Regions from separate parts of the Homo sapiens genome. Here region 2 is linked to region 1. Evidence: read pairs that join two places in POLR2A ChIA-PET (ENCODE). Cell type or tissue: MCF 10A. All regions are shown on one strand. Links, peaks and the distances in the headings refer to the core of each region. The heading gives the core; the rest is flanking DNA.

Region 1 (10,354 bases), core at 1,349-9,348:
TTAAGGAATGCTTTTGAAAAGAACAGAGGCGTACAACATTATTACGACAACAGAGAAGCAAGTTGGCTTTGAAGAAACTGTATTCTGAGGATGTTGTTTGCTTTGGGCTAAGAAAAGAAAAAATACAACTACAGACAAAGCCTTTATATCTGCAAGTATTATGGCGTGGTCGGTAGCAATGTAATTAGATTTACATCAGTCTTCCTGGTGAGACTTGGAGGCTCTTCCTCGGTAGACATGAGTGACCCAAGGCAGTCACAAGAAGAGAAGCACAAGCTAGGCAGAGCCTCTTCAAAGTTCAAGGATCCCCCTAGAATCATGCAGTCAGATGATTATTTTGCTCGGAAATTTAAAGCCATTAATGGCAACATGGGACCCACTACTTCTTTAAATGCCTCGAATTCCAATGAGACTGGCGGTGGTGGTCCGGCTAATGGTACCCCAGCTGTGCCCAAGATGGGTGTGAGAGCAAGGGTGTCTGAATGGCCTCCTAAAAAGGACTGTTCCAAGGAGCTAACATGCAAGGCACTGTGGGAAAGCCGGTCTCAGACCAGTTATGAAAGCATCACTTCTGTCCTGCAGAATGGGCAGAGTGACCAGAGTGAAGGTCAGCAAGATGAACAGCTCGATCTGGACTTCGTGGAGGCCAAGTACACAATCGGAGACATCTTTGTCCATTCCCCCCAAAGAGGACTTCACCCCATAAGACAGAGGAGCAATAGTGATGTCACTATCAGTGACATTGATGCCGAAGATGTCTTAGACCAAAATGCAGTCAACCCCAACACCGGGGCTGCCCTGCACAGGGAGTATGGAAGTACTTCATCCATCGACAGGCAAGGCTTATCTGGTGAAAACTTTTTTGCTATGCTCAGAGGGTACCGAGTAGAAAATTATGACCACAAAGCAATGGTCCCTTTTGGGTTCCCTGAATTTTTCCGCTGTGACCCTGCAATCTCTCCGAGCCTTCATGCAGCAGCACAGATTTCTAGGGGAGAATTTGTCCGCATCTCAGGATTAGATTATGTGGACAGTGCCCTCCTGATGGGGAGAGACAGGGACAAGCCTTTCAAACGGAGGTTGAAATCAGAGTCGGTGGAAACATCTCTCTTCCGAAAGCTTCGAACTGTTAAAAGTGAGCACGAAACTTTCAAGTTCACGTCTGAGCTGGAGGAGAGCCGACTGGAGAGGGGCATTCGCCCTTGGAATTGTCAGCGATGTTTTGCACATTATGATGTCCAGAGCATTTTGTTTAATATCAACGAAGCCATGGCTACGAGGGCTAATGTGGGGAAAAGGAAAAACATAACCACTGGGGCATCTGCAGCATCCCAGACTCAGATGCCTACGGGCCAGACAGGCAACTGTGAGTCCCCTTTAGGGAGCAAGGAGGACCTCAACTCCAAAGAGAACCTGGATGCCGATGAGGGTGATGGGAAAAGTAACGACCTCGTCCTTAGTTGTCCTTACTTTAGAAATGAGACTGGAGGGGAAGGCGACAGGCGGATTGCGCTCTCTCGAGCCAACTCATCCTCTTTCAGTTCTGGGGAAAGCTGCTCTTTCGAATCGTCACTCAGCTCTCACTGCACAAATGCAGGTGTCTCCGTCTTGGAAGTGCCCAGAGAAAACCAGCCTATTCACAGGGAGAAAGTGAAGCGCTACATCATAGAACACATTGACCTTGGGGCCTATTATTACCGCAAATTCTTCTATGGGAAAGGTAAGGAAGAGCCATGGGCGTTTGCATGTGTCTCGGGAGTAGTTTTTTAAGAACCAGTCACAATGTTTTGCTTTGTGTTGGAGCACCTTCCTCAGAGTGTCCAAGGCCATAGTCCACTGGGCCTGACCTTGTTCTCCATCATGGTCCCTCCATAGCTTCCAGGCTAATTTTTTCTTTAGAAAACTGCAATTCCATGCCTTTGTTTATGGGTAGTCCTTAATGTGTAAATGCCCTTTTGGTTTCTCTTTCTGTCATTCTTTGTCTGCCAATTTGTGATCATCACAAATTCAGACTTGATTTAGATTTCATCCCTTGTAAGAAGTCTTCCCTGATTAATTCTGTCCTCCTCCTATTCCTCTGAATAATCTCTTATGCTGCTTACAGTGGAAAATTCTGTGTTTCCCTCACCTCTCTAATCTTTCTGTACTTTGCTTCTCCAGCATTGCTGTATGTGTTGGACATGTTAAATCTTTGTTGAAAGAATGCCTGAATTACCACAACAGACAAATTTTGTTTTCATGTAGTTCTATAGATGGGCTTAAATGTTAAGACACAAGTGATAAATTATTTAATTCTATGTCAAATAAATGGTTTTTGCTTTACGTATATCTTCAGGCTTGAAGGATGCATTCTTCAGAGGTCATGTAGTTGAATCCTCAACCTTTAAATAAGTGTCCCTAATTATCCCAGGGCTAGGAGAATCTTCTCTGATTTAAAGACCTACAGAGAAACAGGTTCCACATGTGTCAGTAACACATGCCGAGGAAAACACTCCGGCACCTCTCACCACCTTCTTATTGGGTGCAGCTGGTGTCCTTCACGCCTTCATTATAGTGCAGCTTACTTTTCAGAGCTATATTTTTCTGTCTTCAGTTTCACCCGTCAGCCCTCTTCCTGCTCCCAGGGATCCAGGGATAACCTCACAGAGTGCCTGAGGAGGCAGAGGGTGGGCCCCGCTACTCTCCTCCTCCTTTTTCTCAGTGCATAAACTATTCTGCTTCTAGCACAGATAGCTGGGAGCTCACTGTACTTTTATTTATTTATTTTTTTTTTTACTTTAAGTTCTGGGATACATGTTCTGAACATGCAGGTTTTTTACATAGTTATACTTGTGCTATGGTGGTTTGCTGCACCTGTCAACCCATCATCTGGGTTTTAAGCCCTGAATGCATTAGGTGTTTGTCCTAAAGCTCTCCCTCCTGCTTATGAGTGAGAACATGCAGCGTTTGGTTTTCTGTTCCTGTGTTAGTTTGCTGAGAATGATGGTTTCCAGCTTCATCCATGTCCCTGCAAAGGACATGAGCTCATTCTTTTTTATGGCTACATAGTATCCATGGTGTATATGTATGGTAGTTTCTTTATCTAGTCTATCATTGATGGGCATTGGGGTTGGTTCCAAGTCTTTGGTATTGTAAATAGTGCTGCAATAAACATATGTGTGCATGTGCCTTTATAGTAGAATGATTTATAATCCTTTGGGTATATACCCAGTAATGACATTGCTGGGTCAAATGGTATTTCTGGTTCTAGATCCTTGAGGAATCGCCACACTGTCTTCCACAATAGCTGAACTAATTTACACTCCCACCAACAGTGTAAAAATGTTCCTATTTGTCCACATCCTCTCCAGCATCTGTTGTTTCCTGACTTTAATGATCGCCATTCTAATTGGCGTGAGATGGTATCTCATTGAGGTTTTGATTTGCATTTCTTTAATGACCAGTGATGATGAGCTTTTTTCATATGTTTGTTGGCCGCATAAATGTCTTCTTTTGAGAAGTGTCTGTTCATATCCTTTGCCCACTTTTTGATGGGGTTGTTTTGTTCTTGTAAATTTGTTTCAGTTCCTTGTAGATTCTGGATATTAGCCCTTTGTCAGATGGACAGATTGCAAAAATTTTCTCCCATTCTGTAGGTTGCCTGTTGCCTCTGATGATAGTTTCTTTTGCTGTGTAGAAGCTCTTTAGTTTAATTAGATCCCATTTGTCATTTTTGGCTTCTGTTGTCATTGCTTTTGCTGTTTTAGTCATGAAGTCTTTGCCCATGCCTATGTCCTGAATGGTATTGCCCAGGTTTTCTTCTAGGGTTTTTATGGTTTTAGATTTTAATTTCATCAGTATTGGTTTCTGTCTTGAGAATATTTGTGTAATTTTTGACTGTAGTTTGTTTTATTGGAGTGGGTTGGGGAGGGTGGGTAACACAGACCTTAGGAGGTCACTCTGTCCACTTCAGTCCCTTATAACGTTAAACCACTGTGAAGCCTGTTTATTACTTTTTCTCATGGAGTATAGACTTAAAAGAATTTGTCTGCCAGATAAATTGTGATTATTAATAATTCCCCCTCCTGTTTTTGCATCAATCCAGACTTAGCATGTCTTTTGTAATCACATTATGACAACATGAATCAGAGAAATGATCTGATGCAATAAAGCTAAATAAACAGATATTTACACTGCATCTGGTCACTTAGTGTGAATTGTCTCTCTGTCCTCATACTGATGACATAATAGGACTGAAATAGTTTTGTCAACAGATCTTGGTCCCCTGTTGTGTCTCCTTTCCTCTCCTCCACCCTGAATTTCGGTCTTGGCTTCAGGTGTGCCTCAGTGTTAACACCATAGTTACTTCCTTCCAGCCAGTGGAATCAAAGAATCCTGGACCTGCTTTTTTGTCTCTGCTGTGAAAATAACTCATAACCCTCATGCCCGTGTTCATGCAGAGGTATCACATTATATCACACTGCTCAAGGATGCTCTCTAGGTGGAAGTTAGTTATTTTTGGAAAGGGAGATGGAGAGATAGGCTTCCTAATTAAGGTTATTTTTATTGATGAAGCCATGGCTGCCAATTCTTAATAAAATAAAGTCTGTTGGATTTATTATGCCCTGAAATCCCCAGGTAATTAGTCATTCTGGCTAGCTGAGTTTTGTAAATAGTTTGTGATTCAGACTTTGAAATACTAGAACATAAAATTATATATATGTTCATATTTATGCCAAAACTTAGTGCCAGCGTCTCATTCATATGCTGTTGCACATGTCTGAGTGTAAGTGGAATGAAAAACTGTTGTTTTGTGCACCCCGGTCACCACCATTTGATTCATTAATGTCCCCAGGGTCTGTTCCCCGAGATGATTTTAGGTTGCTAGATTCTGTTAGTTTTCTTGACTGCTACTTGTAGTTTTTCTCTTGAATTCTCAACTGTCACTTCTTGGTAGTTTTAAAGACTCCTCTGCAAGTGATTTATTTCCTCCACCTTTTCTGATGAGCTACTTAGTTTTTCAAGAGCATTGCAAATGACATCATCAAACTGCTTAGGTTTGAATGTGAAATAAATAAGCTCCAAAGAAGAATCTGAGTGTAGACACCCTGTCAGTGAATTGTGGGTGGATGTACGCTTATCGTTTGGCATTTTGGTGCTGTTGGGCACACTCTCTGGTTCTGAGCTTTGCAGTGGATTTATAAACGAGTCAGAAAGCAGAATTCTAGACTATAGTCACGCATCAGTTAACAACAGGGATATGGTCTGAGAAATGTGTTATTAGGCAATTTCGTCATTGCGTGAACATCATAGAGTATACTTACACAATCCTAGATATATATCTTTATTCATATATATATATATATTTTCATATTGAAAACCAAATGTCCCAGCACCATTACTGAATATCAGACATTTCCCCTTATTCATCTGCACTGCCAATATCAAGTGCCATGCATCAGATTTCTGTATATGCTCCATCATGATTTTATGGGACCACCGTCATGTATGTGGTCCATTGTTGACCGAAATATCCCTATGCGGTACATGACTGTGCTTTGCAAAGCCCACAAAATGAGGGAGTGGGGAGGCAATCCGTGAGGTCACTTTGTCTTCAGTGTTCTGTGATTCTGTGCTGTGGAAGGTGCTGTTGTGCCTGCAGATGGGCTCGGGCTGGGGAAGGAGCGGCCACCAGGAGCGAGAAGAAGGCCGAGCCCCGGCTGCTCTGTTCTCTCTCCAGCGCAGCTGTGAACTGTGTCCTGCCTCCTCCTATATTTAGCTCTTCCCCTGTGGTCCAGTGTGACTTCAAAGTGAAATTGGTTACAATGGCATCTGCTCCTGCTCTTGCTGGTCTCTTGTTGAGCCATTAAGGACTCCAGGCAGAGGCAGCAGCCCAGATTCTTAAGTGAAAAGTACAGTGAGGTGGAGGCCTCCTATGGTGTGGGAGTAGATTCCCATTCCCGCTTCAGCCACTGGACACAGTTGTGCAAGACCCTTCTGTCTGCAAACATCATGAGTTGGGTGAGCTTCATTGTATTTAAAAACAGAGGGCCTGGGCAGACTGGCACAGATAACGATGTTTTTGAGATAGCTTTTTTCTTTCCCTTTTTTGCTTTTCCCTTCTCTCAAGGATTTTCTCTTTGGAAACTGACTTTCAGGGATCTATCTTTCAATACTTTCCAGAGTGCTTTTATTTTGTTCTGTGCTTCAGGGTTCTGTGTAAAACTTCATTTTCAAGAGAATTAACTGGCTCCCAATCATGGCAAATGTTTAAAGTGCGATACTTTAATAATGTGATTTCTTCTTTATTGGGTAGTTAATGTGAAATGTCTGCTTTTGATGCTGAGGTGTATTTCTGTGACACATCATCACTGAAAGGCTGTTGAATAACTTTGTGAAAGGATTTCTGCAGGGGAGTGGCAGGACACAGGAAACTGTGTGACAACATCGCTTGCCCAGGCAAATCCATCTGTAGCTTTCAGTGAAATAGCTTTTCTTTTTTCTTGAAGACAGAGTCTCGCTCTGTTGCCCAGGCTGGCGTGCAGTGGCGCAATCTTGGCTCACTGCAACCTCTGCCTCCCGGGTTCAAGCAATTCTCCTGCCTCAGCCTCCCAAGTAGCTGGGATTACAGACATGTGCCACCACGCCCGGCTAATTTTTGTATTTTTAGTAGAGATGGGGTTTCGCCGTGTTGGCCAGGCTGGTCTCGAACGCCTGTCTTCAGGTGATCCACCCACCTCAGCCTCCCAGAGTGCTGGGATTACAGGCGTGAGCCACCGCACCCAGCCAAAACAGCTTTTTTAAAAGCAGTGAGGATAGTAGCAAGTAGAGTGAATGCCCAATAAGTCCCTTCCTTTCACGGGCGATAACCATGAAGACACATTGGTGCCGTTTGTCACATTACTGTTTCTCTGATGGGACTCATTGTGAATGTGCCATTTGCTGCTGCTTTGAGCTTTGCATTTGTGAAACAGGCTGTGACAAAGGGTCCCTTAGATAGGGATTCTAGTTGTGCTTGACCACGGTCAGTCATGTGAGCATCAGTGAGTCTGGTTTCCATTGTAGCAGAGCAGCAGGCTTTGCCTCCTTCTGGACCTGCTTGGCACTGCACACTGCCACCAACAGTGGGGCCAGTGCTGGAACTGTGTGGCAGAGCCCAGACACTGTGTGTTGACACGTGAGGTCTCCCCCGCTTGGTGACGAAATCCTTAACTTGTTAAGAAGTTGTGCACCTAGTGGGTTACTCAGGAGTTCTAAAACGGTTCTGTGCCCTACTTTATGCCACCCAGACCAGAATAGTTCTAGGAGGCAAAGTGAGTAATATTTGGGTAAAGAGAGGTTAAAACCAGATGGGAGGATGAAGCTGGGCCTCCGTGGTGACTCAGGAGTGAAGTGAAAAGTGGCTAAATCATTGTCTGAGCCTTCGGGAACGTTGTTTTGCTAGAGCCATTCTGCTGGCACAGGAGCGCGTGTTCCTCTGAATGTAGTGGGGGAAAATGCGGAATCAGATTGACGAATCTATATCTTTTTTTCATTTAGAATTTTTAAATGGTATATAAATGTCATATGATGGTTATGGGAAAATAAGAAAATGTAGAAAAGCAAGAAATAAAGTCTCCCCAAATTCATCAGCTATAATCACCATTAACATTTCGTCATTATCCTTGAAGGCTTTTCTGATGCAAATAAATTTATGTAAATGGAGCTTACTCCTGCTATTACTGTGGAACTTGCTTTTGATGATCACCCTTCCATGTCATTATGTATAGAACTGCATCTGCATTTTAAGAGCCATTATCAATTATCGTTATCTGCACTGAATGCATGAGGAGATGCCAGGTATTTACCAGCCATGATCTGGGCAGATAAGTTAATGACTGTGTTTGCTTTACTTGAGAGAGAAACTTACCAGCTTGATAGAAGCACAGTAATAGGGGAAGATGCATAATTTCCTGTCCCCTTGTAGATGCAATACCTCTACAAAACAACTTACCAAATACATTAGTGAATGTCCATTTTTGTAAAGAAATCTTTACTTGAAAAAGTAATTTATCTTTATAAGAGTTTAAGTCAGTGTCCCACCACCTTCCTACTTGGATGTGGGCTGCATTTAGTGACTCACTTGCAAAAGGTATCTTATGGAAAGACAGGGACAAATAATTTTACAATGGAGTAGCCTGGCAAACACTACCTCCCTAGGTCACCAAGGTCACCATCAACAGTGGTAAGTCCTGTGGGTAGCTTGTACCCCGGCTATGAATGACTCTTCTGCAGGCTTCCTCTCCAAATCTATAACCCCAGTACAATTAGGGGAAAACATTAGAAAAATTCCAAATGAAGGACATTCTGCAAAATCCCTGACTGGTACCCAAAGCTGTCCAGGTCATCAAAAGCAGGGAAAGTCGGAGAAAAAAAAAAAAATCACAGACCGTAAGAGCCTTAGGGGACATGACAACTAAATGGAATGTGGTACCCTGGGTGGAATCCTGTACAGAAAAAGGACATTCCATTAAAAACTAAGGAAATCTGAATAAAGTATGGACATTAGTTAATAACATAACAGTATTGATTCGTTCATCATAACAAATGTACCAAAATAATGTAAGATGTTAACAACTGGGAAACTGGGAGATGGGTATAAGGGAACTCTGCTATTTACAGCTTTTCTAGAAATCTAAAAGAATTCTGAAATAAAAAGTTAAAAATTTTACAAATGTAAGTCATAAGTGCTCATATATTTAAAATTATGATCTATTTCTTTAAGACAAGAAGAAAGAATTTGTAAGTAGTTCCTATAAATAACAAAGCTTTATGTTGCTTTATTGAACGACCATAGAATTCTTGTAAGCAGCCAACTTCACTGTTTCTGGTAACTGCTCTCTTACCTAGCTCTTTGTAAACCCACCCTTTCCTCCAGTGCTAATTTTTATCATTAGTATTTTAACTGAAGAATAATATGTTGTATGTAAATCCTGCTAAATGAACAAATTGATTCTTCTAGAATTTGTGTAATAACCCTCTTACCTCTCTTGATACCAATTTAACCGTTTTTTGGCTGGGGAATTATCTTTCTGCCATTAGGTAAAAGTGTCCATCCATTTTAATTATAGTTGGAGGTCAACTCTTGGTAAATAGAGGTCTGTGAATGGCGGGCAAATGACATCACTTAAGGCAGAGTGCACACTGAGGTTCACATCCCAACTCAATTTGGGGCAAATCCTTGAACTACTTTGTGCCCTAGTCAATCATCTGTAAAATGGGATGATAATAATACAAATCCCCCCTGTAAAGGGCTTAGAGCAGTGCTTGTCAATAGCATGCCCCCCTGCTTCCCAGGGTTACTTAAATAAATGTGTAAGACTTTTCCCTCTAAAAAGAAACTATTGTTCACACCACTGCTACAGGCTTTAGAGGGCAATACTTTCTTTTAGTGGTTCAAAGATGAAGAGAGAAACAAGTAGAACCATATGGCAGAGAGGGCTGGGGAAAGGTGTCTGGTGAAGTCCATCACCCCATTCCAAACACACTCACTTAAGTGTCACTAATGTGACAGTTGTAGGCGGGCCTACACCTTTACATATCAAATGAACTTCACTGCTGAGTGATGCATGGCTGCATTTGCTTTGAATTTCATGCCTGGTAGCTGTTTTTTCCTTCTGATTTTATACAGTCATTGACGAAAATTAATAGGGAGTTGGACACTATTAAATTCATACGGGTGAACAGAGTGCCATCTAACAATAGTACTATTCTAAGATACACATTCCTCCCTCTGAAGACATAATCGGCTGAGTTCTTCACCTCTCTCCCTGGCCAGTATTGCCTCCCCAAACGGAGGTCCCGTCAAGTCCCACAGGCGCCCTTAATGGGGAGGAATTGCCCAGATACACATGAGATTCAGCACCAAGGGCTGTGGTCGCACGGGCTCCATGTGGCCGTCGGTGGAAAACACCGGGGCTTTCTCTCTTGCAGAGGTGCCGTATCTGGACAGTCACAGTTCCCATACACCACAGTGTTGCAGGAACCCACAAAGGGCTGTCTGTATGCTATTTCAAAACCTACTGACTCTCTGGCCCCAAAAAGTCTTCAGTCAGTTACTGGGGAAGAAGAACGAATGCCCTATTATTTCCCTGGGAAAAGGAATAAGACTTAATATTTCTTTACAGTTTGACTCACATGGCGTTTAACTGACAACACTTGTTGGCATTTTGCTGCTGGTACAGTAAGTTGGAAGTAAAGGTCTTTGGAGCATTAGTTCTTAAAGAATGTAGAAACTTAGTTTAAACACTTTGTATTTGTTTAGACCCAAAATTTATTTCACTATTTGTCCCACTTAATTAAAATAAAAGCTGGACAGCCATCCCGTTATCAGTGG
Region 2 (10,354 bases), core at 986-8,985, 87 kb after region 1:
GATATGCAGAGATCATAGGGAAGGTCATGCTTAAATCTCATAAACCAACCCCAAGTTCAGTGGCATACCTTTGTCATTCACAATGTAGTACTCGATAATGTTAGCTTGCTTATTGGCTTCAGTTTCATTATTATTGCAATCTCTTAAGCCACTTTGCTAAACAATTTAAAGTACTGAAAAGGACTTAAAGGCGATTTAGCCCAATCACCCCATTTAGCAAGTAACTGAGGCCCCAGATGGTAAAATGTGAGCTCTTCATAAATATTTGGTGCCAGAGTCAGCAACTGAGTCCTTGTCTCTCACTTCTAATCCAGCACTCCCTCTTGTTCATATGAAAAGGAAAAAGGAAATCAGGTATTGCCATACTGACCATGATCAGGGTAAACTGCAGGTCTTTGTGCTTCTGTCTTCCCTATAGTAAAACAATTCTGCAATTAACCTAATTGTGTTTTTAGAACAACACTCTAATTAGACACTACTGCAAAGCTGCTTTAATCTGATATGCCTGTAATCAAGTTCTGAAGAACCTGCTGGTGGTGTGTGAGGAGGGAATCCCATAAGAACTCCATCATAATGAGTCTTTTTTAAAAAACTTACATCAAGTCATGTACATGATACTGTATAAGCTTGGGTGCAAAGGCAGACTGTTGTACAAAGAGTGTAAATAGCTTTTCTTTTTGGAGGGTTGAACTTCTTGACATGTGTTTTTTCTTCTAAGACAAATCACCTTCTTTTCATGATGTAAATTTAACTTTGTAACTCACACACATTCCAGTTACCTTTCATCAGTTGGAAAGACTTGACAGAATGGAAGGAACACACACAATAGGAATATTTTTAGACTTACTGCTACATTCATAAATGTAAATAGCCATTTCTTTGTTTGATGATGTGAACATTCTGGCTTTTACTATTGTTTACCTAAAAGGATTGTGGTTCAGTATGCAAAGGAAGTAGTTGAAAATTCAGATTTGATTTAACTTTTCTTGAGTATTTGACCACTCATTTCTTAGTAAGAATTTTCCTTACCCTATCTGTAATTAAACACAACAATAATTTTAATGGTTCATTTAAGTCTGGTTATGATCCATTATTGTAACTCAATTTTCAACAATTATACAGACTTTGGCAAGTGATACTTTTTTTTTTTCCAAGACGGAGTCTTGCTCTGTTGCCCAGGCTGGAGTACAGTGGCACGATCTCGGCTCACTGCAAGCTCCGCCTCCCAGGTTCATGCCATTCTCCTGCCTCAGCCTCCCTAGTGGCTGGGACTACAGGCGTGCATCACCATGCCCAGCTAATTTTTTGTATTTTTAGTGGAGACAGGGTTTTACCATGTTAGCCAGAATGGTCTTGATCTCCTGACCTCGTGATCCACCAGCCTCTGCCTCCCAGAGTGCTGGGATTCCAGGCATGAGCCACTGTGCCCGGCCACAAGTGACACTTTTAAGTGGACAGTAAGACTTTATTGGACTGCTGCTGATTTTTGGAAATGTGTTTATGTGGCCGGCAAAGCTTCAATGTTCACAATTAGTCTTATTATTATTTAGATTAGATTGAACCTCACATGTAGTTGATTGGTAGAGAAATTGCCTAATATTACAATGTAGTCATTTCAAATTAAAATCAAACCAGTATTATGTGGAGCTTTGAATAACTATTGCCTGAAATGGCAACCTTATATAACTCCAGGAACTATCACTGCTATAAGGTTATGGAGGTTTTATTTAACATTTCAGAGTTAATAAAGCTGTGCATGTCTAATTCATGATAATATTTCATAGAATGTCAAAGGAGGAAAACATAAAATCTAATAACTGCACCCAAGCCCTGGTGTATTTGCCTTGATCCCCTGCATGCTGCGTTTGGCATTCTTGAGCTAACAGAGAAAACTCAAAGAAGCTATCACAATAGTATGTGAAACCACTGGACTTAGTCCAACAAGCCCCGTGCATTCGTTTTTTTAATGTCTGTTCCCTCCTCGCACCTTGTTTAAACCCTAGTTTTCGTTCTATGGGAACCTGTCTCCAAGGAGGTCGCTTTACCGCACGCTGTCTGACGAGAGCATCTGCAGCAACAGGAGGGGGTCCTCCTTTGGCAGTTCCCGGAGTTCCGTGCTTGACCAGGCCCTGCCCAACGACATTCTGTTCAGCACCACCCCACCCTACCACAGCACGCTGCCTCCGCGGGCCCACCCCGCACCCAGCATGGGGAGCCTGAGAAGTAAGTGAGGGGCTGGCTGCTCCCTGGCCAGCGCCGAGGGTGGGCTGATCGCACAACTCCTGCCTCATTGAGCTCTGAGGGTGGAGTGATTTAGGAGTTTGTTTTTGTTTTTATTAAATATATATTATTTGGTGTTTTAAATAATTTTCAAATATAGAAGCCCCAGAGTGGACATTTTGAAAAAGTTAGGTAACACTACCTATTTTGAAAGCAATTGAGAAACTCATGTTAGATATTTCTGTCAAGTCCAATAGTGACTTCTGCATCATATCTCAGCTATCATATCTATAAAGGAAAAAAATGTCTTTAGCCTGATTTAAAAAAAAAAAGAAAAGACTGATGTAAGGAGTGGGTTTTCCAGTGGGTGACAGCAAGGAGGGACATCTGGTTTTCTAGCCTTCAGTTTCTTCGTGCAGTTCAGTACCTGGAGATGGGGAGGTGGCACGTGTGCCTCGGGAGACCTGGCTTGTAGACTGGGCTTTACCCGTGGGCGGCTTTGTGTTCCTGTGCAGATGACGTGTGTTCTCTTGTGTCCCCGCTTATTTCAACTTACTAGTCACAGGTCAACCTGACGATTTCTAGATGATTTTCCTTCAAATCCTAAAAATCTTTGATTTTTATGTAGTGTCAAGTCTTCATTAATGTCAGTTTTTAAGGGCACTTTTTTTTATGTTAGCCTTATTTCCTTTATACATAGTTATTTTTGTACAGAAAAAATGGGAATTTAATCAGAAATCTATTCATTGCCAAGTTTTTTTTCATTTCATCACAGAAAATATCTTTAGAACCAATTCGAACTTCATAATACACTTAGAAGTCCCAGGCTAAATGAAATCAAAGTTCTAATAATATTTCCAATGTTTAACATAATTGGAAATGAACCTTATCTCATAAAATTCTTAATCTACTTCTTTAAGTAACATAATAACCTGCCTGTTATAAAGAGTCCATTTACCTAAATTGAAGAAACCTTTAAACGCCTTCTTGACAACCATGTGAAAGGTCAGCCAGACCTAGGCCACTTTCCTAATATTTCTCCAGCTGTTTTCTCTTTTTTGTAAAAGGTAACTTCAATGTCCTCTTAAAAGCTTTTGTAAAACCAATGAACCTCTATTTTCCTGCAAGTGTTATTTCATTTACAGTGTTTGAAGTGTGCTTGTGAACTCTCTGTGGTACGTGTGTTATGTTGGTCTTACATTCTACCCTTCATTTTGTTTCCAGGTGAAAGATGTATGTCCTTTTTTTTTTTTTTTTTTTTTTTTTTTTGTTAGCTTCACTTAAAAAAAAATAGACTTCTTAGAGCAGTTTTAGGTTCACACCAAAAAATACAGGGGTTTTCCATATACCTCCTCAACACATTTTCCCCACTGTCAACAAACCCCTGCCCTCAAAGAGTGGCAGTGGTACATGTGTTATAATCGATGAACCTATGTGGACAGATCCTTATCACCCAAAGGCCCTGGTTTACATTAGGGTTCGTTCCTGGTGGTGTACATTCTGTGTGTTTCTAAAATGTGTAAGATGACATGTATCCGCCATTACAGTATCATTCAGAGTAGTTACACTGCCCTAAAAATCCTCTGTGCTCTGCGTGTTCATCCCTCCCTCCCCTCTAGCTCCTGGCAACCACTAATCTTTTTACTATTTCCATTGTTTTGCCTTTTCTAGAATGTCGTATAGTTGGAATCATGCAGTATGCAGCCTTTTCAGACTGGCCTCTTCTACTTAGTAATAAGCATTCAACTTCCTCCATGTCTTTTCATGGTTTGATAGCTCATTTCTTTTTACAGCTGAATAATATTGCGTCATCTAGATGTACCGTAGTTTGTTTAGTCATATACTGGAGAACTGTATCCTTTTTTAATGTGTTCAAAGGCACAATTAGGAAACAGTCAAGTTATACTGTTCATTCACTGTCCTAGCTGAAAACTGCCTCACTTGTCTTCATTTTTACTTCTCTAGAAAAAGCACTAAGAGTTTTCCTTGCCATTTGCTCTCTTTAAAGAAACCTTCTTATTTGGTGATACATCTCCTCCAATAGCTACACTTAAGAAACTACTCGGAAAAAGTTCTCTAGGCTTGATGGATGAACTAACAAAATATAAATCAGAAAACTGGAGGTAATTTGTATTGAAGTGTATTCCCCTAAAGACTTCTGATTTCCAACCTCCTGTCCATGGAAAGTTTAAGCTTCCAGAATCTAATTGTTTGGAGGCCTCTAGTTCCCTGGCCTTCTGACTACCACAATCGCCTATGTGATTATAGATGCTCCTTGACTTACGATGGGGCCATGTCCAGATAAACCCACCATAAGTTGAAAATATTGTAAGTTGACCACGTATATGGCGACCTAACCTACTGAACATCATAGCATTTCCTAGCCTACCTTAAACGTACTCAGCACACTTGCATTAGCCTCTAATTGGGCAAAATCATCTTGCAACACAATACACTATACAATATCAGTTATTTACCCATGGAATCTCGTGCGTGGCTGACTGGGAGCTGTGACTCACTGCCAGTTCAGCATTGCGACAGAGTGTCATACCGCCTATCACTAGCCAGGGAAAAGTTCAAAATTCAAAATTTGAATTATGATTTCTACCGAGTATGTATCACTTTTGCACCATTAAGATCTACTCAAGACAGGTTTTAATAATCCTCTTCTTTCTATGGTTTCTGGCCATTCTGTAGACCCTCTCTAAGAAGATACCACTCTTTAAGAATAGTTTGACAGTCAAAAACTAGAGCAGCCCAAAAAGCTGAAATGTGAGTGTTAATGCCCAGAAGATGTCTTTGAGCGAGAAATGAGGAATATTTGAAGTTGCCCAGTAGTTTCTCTTAGTTTCTCAGAGAGATATAGCTTCACTTCAAAACTTGGAGCAGAGGTTGGTTCCAGATGGTTTTGAATTGCTGTGTAGATAGAGTTGGGCAGAAAACTCAGAAAGCACAGATACTCTTCTTTTAAACTTTAAAACATAGAGCATTCATAGGGAAAAGAGAATCTTTCACCAGGAGAGACTCAATCAGATTTTGTTTATAATTTGGAGGGAGGGTAGCAGGGCAAAGCACCAGTAACTGCCCATCTCTTCCCAGTGAATATTGGAAGACCTAATCTCTGCACCTTTTCTACATGTAATTATCATAGTCACAGGCTTCTCTTTCAGGTATTTTTAGCTTTTAAAAGTTACAGATTTGAATCTGTCTCAATCTTTCTTCTCTTGAGACTAAGATCTTAATCTTCATACTTAACAAGCTCATTTTGGATGTAATTCATGTCATGATTCATGTATATTTCCTGTGAAGTCACTGCAATGTGCTGTATCTTTATGTCTTCAACTTGGAGGTATGCAAATATCACCTGATCCAGCAGTTGAGAATATTTCTGAAACATTTCTGCCTTGCCTTTAGGACCTTTGTTTTTGTCATTGGTAGATTGCAGAAGAAAATTTATTTAAGGGCCCAGGTGAGAAAAAAAAATGACAGTGGGCTTTTGAACACACAGTTCACAGGCCACATAACCAGTGACACTGAAAAGCAGTCATATTTTCCTTTTATTCCTTGGCAGGTAGACACCTGGGTTCATTCAGCACAATCCCAAGCATTGGCAGGCTCACAGGCTTAAAGATAATTTTTTGGTTTTTTATGGAACGGAGATCAAAACTCTGAAATCTTCCTATCAGAATGGACTGATGAGAATTCTTAGATTTCAAAAATGAAAATAGAGAATATTATGTGTGGTTTCAAATCCTATAGTTCTGACCTACGCACATCACAAAGAATGCCCCTTGAAGTTAAAAAGTGGGAGAGTGGGAGAGTTTAGAATAAATAAAATAAACTGGTATTTTAGTTATAATGTAATACTTGCACATGTTGCTTCAGACCACATGTGTAGCCTCGGTGGTTTTGTGTTGTAGATGATAAGGACTACCAACCACCAGAGGAAGAATCTTTGCCAAGGGTGGCATGGCAAGGTATCCATCCATCTGCAAACAGGGTTTTGACTATTCAGTATTTGACTAGGCAGTGTTATTCAGTGTAATACTTCTTTCTCTTTTTTCAAATGTCCTCAGTCTTCCCTGTAATAAACATCGGTTTCTGAAAAGTGTAATTGTGAAACCTCAGATATCTGACCACCAGGAAATGCTGTTGAGAGGCTCCTTGGCATTTATAATAATAGCAATAAACTCAGACTCAGTAAAGATGGTTACTGTGATTTCAGGTTTTGGGTAAACAGACGGGAAGCCACAAGATCAATGTCGCTTGAGCAGGTGCGCAAGCCAGAGCAGGTGCGCAGGCAGTGGTTCCCTGATACTACCCCCCTTTCAGAATTCATGAGTCTCTCGAAAGGCTGACTTAGGTCCGTATGCAACATGGGCAGTAAGAATTGTGAGCACGGAGAAGTGTCTTCTCCAGAAGTGAGGTAGGATGGCATCTACCCAACTGTGCCCAAAAAATGCTTTCAGACAGTGTCCTCCCCTCTCTCCTGTTTTTTAACTCATCCTGAGAACTCCCAAGAAATATTATGGGTATGAAGTAAATTCAGTTACTATTGTTTTCTACTCACTAAATGTCTCATCTTGTTTGACATTAGTATGTGATACCATATGCAAAATTGGTTCGGGTTTCCATTTGGAAAAACTCTGTGAGAAACTTGTTATGCCAGGAGGTCACCGTGCTTCGTGTGGGGAGCCTGCAAATGTGCCCCACACTTGTGCCACCCACTTGCCTAGGCTGGCACTTTCTTTTTTTTTGAGACGGAGTCTCACTCTTTCGCTCAGGCCGGAGTGCAGTGGCACAATCTCGGCTCACTGCAAGCTCTGCCTCCCAGGTTCACGCCATTCTCCTGCCTCAGCCCCCCGAGTAGCTGGGACTACAGGCATCCACCACCGCACCTGGCTAATTTTTTGTATTTTTAGTAGAGACGGGGTTTCACCGTGTTAGCCAGGATGGTCTCCATCTCCTGATCTCGTGATCCGCCCGCCTCGGCCTCCCAAAGTGCTGGGATTACAGGCATGAGCCACCACGCCCAGCCACAGTCTTGTCTTAATTGGCCAGAAGAGTTGTACGGGCTCCTGAGGCTTGGGAGAGCTGGATTTAAAATAACAGGCTTTGATACCTGAGGCAAATGATGCCTTTCGTATAAAACCGTACAACTGAGGAGACAAGACAGTTCCAGCCACTGTGGCATCACAAAGCACAGGTGATCAATTGCTCTTGCTCCTTCAGGTCTGCACTATGTGTATCTTTTTTTGTTGTTGTTTGGAGACGGAGTTTCGCTCTTGTTGCTCAAGCTGGAGTGCAGTGGCGTGATCTTGGCTCGCTGCAGCCACCACCTCCCGGGTTCAAGCAATTCTCCTGCCTCAGCCTCCCGAGTAACTGGGATTACAGGAATGTACCACCACACCCAGCTAATTTTTTGTATTTTTAGTAGAAATGGGGTTTCACCATGTTAGCCAGGTTGGTCTCGAACTCCTGACCTCAGGTGATCTGCCTGCCTTGGCCTCCCAAAGTGCTGGGATTACAGGTGTGAGCCACCGCGCTCAGCCAGCACTGTGCATATCCTACTCCAAACCCCTCTCAGACCAACACCAACAGTATTCATCTGTTTGTTGACAGGGCTCTTTGAAGGATAGAACTTGTGTCTTACTAGTTATTCTCTCCCTAGGTTCTGATGTAGTACCCAGTAGTTCCTGGAATATAGAAGATGCTCGGTAAACATCATCTGGGTGATGGGGGTAGTGATAAAAGTATTGCATATAATTTTGGCTAGTTTAGAATCTGTGTTAGGCTGTTCTTGCATTGCTATAAAGAAATATCTGGGGCTGGGTAATTTATAAGAAAAGAGATTTAATTGGCTTTTGGTTCTTCAGGCTGTTCAGGAAGCATAGTGCTGGCATCAGCTTCTGGTGAGGGCCTCAGGAAGCTTACAGTCATGGTGGAAGGTAGAGGGGGGAGCAGGAGTGTCACATAGCAAGAGAAGGAGCAAGACAGAGTCCATGGCGAGATGCCACACTCAACCAGATCTCACGAGAACTCACTCTCACGAGAACTCACTCATTATCATGAGAATAGCATCAAGCCATGAGGGATCCACCCATGACTCAAACACCTTCCACGAGGCCCTACCTTCAACACTGGGAATTACATTTCAACATGAGATTTAGAGGGGACAACATCCGGACCATGTCAGAGACTCAAAAAAACAAAAACAAAAACAGAATAGTAATTTTCCCAGTTACATGATATTCTAATCAATGGAAAAGAAAATGTATGTGTTTTTCATGTTGATTATTCATGGAGATCTATAGGTGGCTCTTTGTCTAACAAGACTGCCATTGGAAGTCTTCCTGCTTATGGAAAAATGATGGATTTTAGATTTAAATCCCCATATTTTCATAGCTTTTATTCCTAAACTATGCTCTTCATTAAGAAGCTTCTCATCATTTGTGTCTCAGCCAAGTGTCCCCTCCTTGGACAGGCCTCCCCCAAATGTGCCACCAAGCTTCACAGTCACATCACCCTGTTTTGCTTTCTGCAGAAGACTTAATCACTCCTTGTATTTTCTTGTTTATTCATTTATTGTCTTTTCTTTGATGTAAAGCTTCATGAGAGCAGGGCCTTGTCTGCCCTACCCACTGTTGTGCCCCCATCACGTGGCAGGCAGTAGTCACTTATCAAATACATTGTGGTAGACTGCTGAGTGGACAGTGCTTCAGGTAAACTCATGAGAAAAGGAGACATCTCATCTGTGCTAACCTTCTTTGCCAGTTCTGCAGTATCAAATAGAAGTCCCATTCACCACTGGAGGAGGGGGGACAATATTTTGTAATAAAGAAAAAATGTCACCAACAAATGTCCTTTGCTTCTGCTCCCTGCTTGGCCAGCCATACAAATTAAAAGTGGTGAGGGGTTGTCTGGGCTTGCCTTTGGTTGTGAAATATACACCCCGAAACCATCTCAGATCCGAGAGCCATTAGTGCCACATTGTGTGGGGTCTCTGCATGCATTGCGTAGGGGGTAGCAGGCAGAGACCTTCAGAGCTGGTTGGCTGGCCTGCTCCGTGGGCAGCCGGGCCCACTCACGCACTGTGGGCCACAAAGATTCATGTTTGTGCCTTGGCAAAATTATGAATGGCCACGTATCAGGAACTTTAGAGGTGCTTAGGAATTGTCAGAGCTTATTTCACTCAAGACTGTCAGGAAACCACTCTATTGAGTACTGGGGAAAGATGCACACAGCTGCAGGAGGGACCAGGGGAAGGGGAAGCAAGGGACATTAATCTCACATCCCAGCTTGTGAATCAGGGCACTGGCCGCCATCCCCTCTGTTCTCATTGCATTTTACCCCTCTTGTCTACTGTGTTATTTTTCTCTTTTCCTGTCTCCTGTTATCGCCAAGTAAGGATCTTGTTGTATAGTGGTCTTAGGGGGAAAAGTAGCACATAGAATGTGTGTTAGGCTTGATTTTAGCCTTCAAGAATGCCAGAAGCTGGAATGAAGGATTGTTTCTTTATAAACACAAGGAAAATTCACGAGTTGGCATTTCTTAGTAAAACATGATGAACAGAATGTACTTTCTGTAGAAATGGCCGTGTATCTGAATAGAATTCCATTCCGCTCCCTGATGCTTCCCCTCCAGTGAGGGAAGGAGGGAGGACAGTGCTGCAGTGGGCCCAGATTCCAGCCTGCCTGACCTCCGCGGCCCTCACAGAGCTATGCCGCTCTTGCACCGTTTCCCGAAGAGCCCAGCCATGTGGAAATCAGTGACAAAAGTAATTGCTGCCTCCATATTTAATTTCTTTACACTCGGTGCAGAAAACTTGCCTTGAGCAAAGCAGCATATGAGTTGCAGAGAGAGAAGGAAGTGTTTTTTAAGTGAAGGAAGATTCCTGGGTTTCTTTACCTTTCTGCTTGAGGGTCTTTCTTTACCTTTCTGGAACCCTTTCTTCCTAAGCAACTGAGACAGGACCCGACAGCCAGTTCAGCCCAGTCTTTGCCCAGTAGGGAGCAAGGATGCTCCTGGGAAACAGTGAGTGCTGCGTGCCCTCCTTCCCACCTCCCACTCCTGCGTTGCTGCTTCCCTCCTCTGCTGGTTAACCTCTTGGCAAGGACAAGCACATCACACACAG

What was found. Peaks named below come from ENCODE experiments on the same cell type or tissue, not always from the same donor. Only the 100,000 strongest peaks of a DNase experiment are listed, where the experiment ranks them.
Region 2: POLR2A ChIA-PET joins it to region 1 with 17 read pairs; 3 of 35 experiments call an interaction of 5 or more read pairs at or near these places.

The regions. Positions count from the first base shown.
Region 1 is chr1:232,505,223-232,515,576 of GRCh38, reverse strand. SIPA1L2 (signal induced proliferation associated 1 like 2) reads left to right here. Exons shown (of 23, transcript NM_020808.5): 3 at 1-1,720. The coding sequence starts at 238. Among named protein-coding and RNA genes, the nearest start is that of SIPA1L2, 120 kb to the left of the region's middle. In MCF 10A, for the core only: a CTCF peak has its summit at 7,079; DNase peaks (open chromatin) are centred at 4,166, 5,246, 5,946, 6,396 and 1 weaker place.
Region 2 is chr1:232,417,458-232,427,811 of GRCh38, reverse strand. SIPA1L2 (signal induced proliferation associated 1 like 2) reads left to right here. Exons shown (of 23, transcript NM_020808.5): 18 at 2,004-2,223. Among named protein-coding and RNA genes, the nearest start is that of SIPA1L2, 210 kb to the left of the region's middle. In MCF 10A, for the core only: no CTCF peak of the experiment used is centred there; DNase peaks (open chromatin) are centred at 4,711 and 5,521.